Regions from separate parts of the Homo sapiens genome. Here region 2 is linked to region 1. The links are chromatin loops, found by intact Hi-C in ENCODE. Cell type or tissue: dorsolateral prefrontal cortex. All regions are shown on one strand.

Region 1 (2,500 bases):
CCCACTGTGCCTGCGAAGATTTTCAGCTTCAAAGTGGATGCCACGTGCCCTGCTCTCAGCACCTCAGAGCCAGCGACCAGAGCCCAAGACCTCAGCTAATGCTGCCCAGAAACCTGAATATCTCCCCTGCTGGGCTTGGCAGCAAGAGCAGCAGATGCCTGGTCCCTGCTGCAATTCCCCCACATTAGAGTGACTGAATCTGCACCACATCCTGACTCTGGTTGTAAAGGAGTCTGGGAAATGTAGTTTTTAGCTTTCCTGTTTCTGTAGTATAGGAAGGCACAGCAGAAAGCAGGTGAATGGATTTATCCTTCCCCCATCTGCCCTCCAAGTACATACAATTATAATACCATTTGGTTTAAGTTTCAAAATATGCAAAATGATACCATATCTTGCTTACTGATATATCATACACGTGTAAATTCATGTACATCCATACACCTGTATCCATGTATCTACATATGTGCATATCCATATCTAAGTATACAATTGCCACAAAGACAGTAAGATCAGTAGTGGTTTCAAGCACCGGCCCTGCAGTCAGACTGCCTGCTTCAAAACCTGTGTTTGTGTGACATGGAGCATGCACGTTTCCTCAGTCTTGATTGCAAAGCTTATGCTTCTCTGTGTGTAAAATAGGCATCATGATAGTACCCACCTCAATATATTGCTGTGGGCCTCAAATAAGCCAATGCCTGTAATAGACTTAGCATGGTGCTTGGCTCGTGGTAATAAATACTCAGTGAATTGTAGCTCTTTCCATCATAGATAGCAGAAGGCCTAGGTGGTCAACCCAACTCACTGTATCAGCCTGACAAGCCACTTAACTCCTCCGGGTGTTCATTTCTTGTCTTTCAGATGAGGCAGTTGCCCTAAATGAGGTGAGTTCCTAAGCCAATGTCTCCAGGTCCTTAGGGGAGAGTGAGGTTATTTCCTTGGCATTTTATGGTGGGCATTGGAGAATCTGGCTTCCAGAGTTTTTATTGTTATTTTTTTCTTACAAACTCTTGTCGTTCTAACTTATCTCTAGATGCTACCTGAGAGAAACAGAAGATAAAACTACCACCAGGACGCACCAGCAGCATGACACAGGGCCAGTGACTTCGGCTGCTAAAATCAAGACGTACACCAGAGGGCGCTGCAGTTAAAGAGCGAGGCAGAGGTGAGCGGGCTGCCCGGGTCCAGTCTCCTAGGGTCTAGAAAAGCTATGAGCACAGGCCTTGGGGAGGCGGTAGGAGGACCTGAGGCTTCCATGAAAACCAAGGGCAAACATACTGTTTCATTCAGGCTTCGGCTACCTGGATGTGTGTTCCTCGGGAGAGTGGTTGTGTGTGGTTTTCGCACACCGATATGGATTGTTCTTATAAAGCTGAAAGGGCCACGTTCATAAAACAAAAATAAATAACAAAAATAAAAGCTTTTATCTTTTGCTGTGAATTCTTTTTTTTTTTTTTTTCTGAGACGGAGTCTCGCTCTGTCACCCAGGCTGGAGTGCAGTGGCGGGATCCCGGCTCACTGCAAGCTCCGCCTCCCGGGTTCACACCATTCTCCTGCCTCAGCCTCCCGAGTAGCTGGGACTACAGGTGTCCGCCACCGCACCGGCTAATTTTTTTGTATTTTTAGTAGAGGTGGGGTTTCACCGTGTTAGCCAGGATGGTCTCGATCTCCCGACCTCGTGATCCGCCTGCCTCGGCCTTCCAAATTACAGGCATGAGCCACCGCGCCGGGCCATGAATTCTTAAATAATGAAAAGTGCCTGCAGACTTCTCCTACTCGGTGAATGAGAAAATGTCCATGTTGGCACCCCGTCAAGAGGATAGGTTTTCACAGTACTTAGGGGAGACAACCTCCAGAAATAAAATAACCTTGTGGCAGTTTACTCACAGTGACTTCAGTCCTCAGGGAAAATATGGGCTCAACAAACTGTACACTAGGACTATAATAAATATTGGAGATGGATAATAATTAAAATATAATTTCAGTTAGTTGAAATATTATTCCATCAAACCATTTTTAACTCCAATACAGATATACTTTTTGAAAAAAAAAATGGAAATACAGGCAACTTCATAGAAAAAAGGCCCTCATAAATGTTAAATTTAAATTTTTTTTTTTTTTTTTTTTTAGACAGGGTCTCTCTCTGTCACCCAGGCAATCTCAGCTCACTGCAAACTCTGCCTCCTGGGCTCATGCAATCCTCTTGCCTCAGCCCCCAACCCCCAACCCCCACCCCCTCGCGGCAGTAGCTGAAATTACAGGCATGTACCACCACACCCAGCTAATTTTTGTATTTTTAGTAGAGATAGCATTTCACCATGTTGGCCAGGCTGGTCTTGAACTTCTGGCCTCAAGCGATTTGTTCACCTCGGCCTCCCTAGAAAACATTTAAATTATCTCTTGATAGCTGTTTGTGTGAGAGGTGTTTATACTGTCGTGTGCTGTTTTTTCTGTTAACATAATTTCAAGAAAACAAATGAAGATTTTTATGCAAATAACCTTT
Region 2 (2,500 bases), 310 kb after region 1:
ATTGGTGTTGTGTTTGCAGTCATCTGTAACAACATGAAGTTTCAAGGGTTTTGGCAGACCCACATGAAGTACTTTGGAGCCTAAAAGTCACAGAGGCTAACTCCCTGGATACGTTTACTGTTGCTCTCAGAGATGATGGAATGACTAAAAAGCCATGAGAAGGGCTCTTCATAGAGGCCCTTTTCTGAGAAGTTTGCGTTGCATGGCATTAGGAAGAAGGTCATGTGCTTTTCAAAAATTCCATCTGCATAGGAACGAGAGCAATGCTAACATGAAATGGAGCAGGATTGCTGTATAGTTTTCAAACTATTCATGCATTCACTCAACAGTGCATTCACTCCACAAATATTTTCTGAGCTCCTTTTTGTTTTGTTTTGAGACAGGGTCTCATTGTGTCACTCAGGCTGGAGTGCAGTGGCACCATCACAGCTCACTGCAGCCTTGACCCCCGGGCTTAAGTGATCCTCCCACCTCAGCCTCCTGAATAGCTGGGACTATAGGCAGGCACCACCATGCTAATTTTTGCATTTTTTGTATAGATGGAGTTTTGCCATATTGCCTAGGCTAGTCTCAACTCCTGAGCTCAAGTGATTCACTCTTCTCAGCTTCCCAAAGTACTGGGATTACAGGCGTAAGCCACCATGCCTGGCCTCTGAGCTCCTTCTACGTGGCAGTTCCTGGGAGCCACTGGGGATAGTTGTCTGATGAACTGTATATTCTAGCAGAGACTGGGGGCTGGGTAGTGGATAGAGAGAGATGGTAAACCCATAAAATAAATGTAGAAAACAAGATTATAAGAGCAAGTAACCATACTTTTGAGAGACAATGGATTAAAAAAAAAAGAGAGCTTCTTCACTATCTCAAAGAAAAACATGTATGTTGAATAACACCTCCCAAAATGTAGTCATTGAAATGTGTTTTAGGTTTTTGGAAAAATTATCCTGAAGGAGCTGGCATTGATTTCCTTCCTGAATCTGTAAGCAGGTAAATAATGGAATCACCATGCGGCATCAGACTGCGAGGCACCGCCACCTGATTGAGGGTCCTGGAAGAAGCAGCGAAGCCTGCAGCAAGCTCAGCTCACAAGGCTGCCCAGGTGCCTCTGCAGCAGGCAGTCTTTTTCACTTTGCCATTGAGTTTGCTGCCCCCTAGCTTTCATAAGGCATAATCCCGAGAGTAGGTTATGATTAGTGATGGAGGAAAGAAAAATCTCCATGAAGCCCGCATCTCCAGTATGGTGACTGGGTCTGATAAGCGCGCCATGCATGTCTTGTAGAGGCAGCTTCCAGAACTTCCTGGTCAGGTTTAGAGGTGGTGATCTGATTGGAAAAGCTGGAGAGGGGCAGGCGGGGAAGTGTCTGGAAGCTACTCATTGCTTTTACTTAGATGTTTGTTATTTGGAGGCTTGGAAAGAGGTCGATGGGGTACCCCTTGGCCACTGAGTCCCCTATCAACGGGCATCAGCATCTCACTGGGTGGGGATGCTCTGCTTCCATGGTTGGCTCTGTAGTCATAGGAACTTGCCGTGGTGGTTGTTGTTTAGAATATAATATACAAGCCTTTATTAATATATTAAATACCAAGAGCTAGTCGTAGCTCTATAATTTTAAAGTAGTGATGAATGTAATGATATTTTAAAATATCTATAACAACTGTAAAATGATATGAAAATAACTGTGGATTTCATTGGTGATAAAGTCATAGATATTGCTAACACTACTGTGGTTTGCTGCCTACATTTATAAAGGAAGAAACTGCTAAATTTCAGTTAGATGTTAGTGAATATGAAAACTTTTTTTTTCAAATTCAAGTTCATGGACCTGCTAAATTCAATCCTTGGCCCTTTGGGGGTCTGAGGATTCCAGTTAAAAAAATCCTGACCTATAATAAGACCAAAGTACTCACATCGAGAGAGTGAAAGATAAAATAATAATAGAAGTCAACTTAACATTAATAATATTAATAAGAGGAATTGTTTAATATGGTCTGTGTATTTGCAGGTTTCTACTGCTAGAGACATACAAAATTCAGTATGGAGTAAAAGCTATGTCTTGAAAAGGACCAAGATATAAAATGACACTAAATTAAGGTGTAAATATTTTCTCAAAAAAGTTTAAGACTTGGCCAGGTGCGGTGGCTCACGCCTCTAATCCCAGCACTTTGGGAGGCCAAGGCGGGCGGATCACGAGGTCAGGAGATCGAGACCATCCTGGCTAACATGGTGAAACCCGGCCTTTACTAAAAATACAAAAAATGAGCCAGGCGTGGTGGCGGGCGCCTGTAGTCCCAGCTACTCGGGAGGCTGAGGCAGGAGAATGGCGTGAACCTGGGAGGCGGAGCTTGCAGTGAGCGGAGATCCCGCCACTGCACTCCAGCCTGGGCGACAGAGCGAGACTCCGTCTCAAAAAAAAAAAAAAAAAATTAAGATTTATCCATTGCAAGTTCAAATACTATGTGAAGATATGATCAAGGAGAAGAAACGCCATGATAAAGTAGAGCT

The links. Hi-C counts contacts between places; a loop is a spot of excess contacts. Peaks named below come from ENCODE experiments on the same cell type or tissue, not always from the same donor. Only the 100,000 strongest peaks of a DNase experiment are listed, where the experiment ranks them.
Region 2: a loop joins it to region 1, with 4 times the contacts of the local background. A loop is called at or near these places in 94 of 110 quality-filtered maps.

Annotation. Positions count from the first base shown.
Region 1 is chr6:150,079,699-150,082,198 of GRCh38, forward strand. No RefSeq gene overlaps it. Among named protein-coding and RNA genes, the nearest start is that of ULBP3, 12 kb to the left of the region's middle. In dorsolateral prefrontal cortex, CTCF peaks have their summits at 1,135 (motif pointing right) and 1,347; DNase peaks (open chromatin) are centred at 103 and 1,153; H3K4me3 peaks cover 196 bases; H3K27ac peaks cover 221 bases.
Region 2 is chr6:150,394,471-150,396,970 of GRCh38, forward strand. All of the region lies in intron 4 of IYD (iodotyrosine deiodinase), which reads left to right. Among named protein-coding and RNA genes, the nearest start is that of IYD, 27 kb to the left of the region's middle. In dorsolateral prefrontal cortex, a CTCF peak has its summit at 1,136; a DNase peak (open chromatin) is centred at 1,101.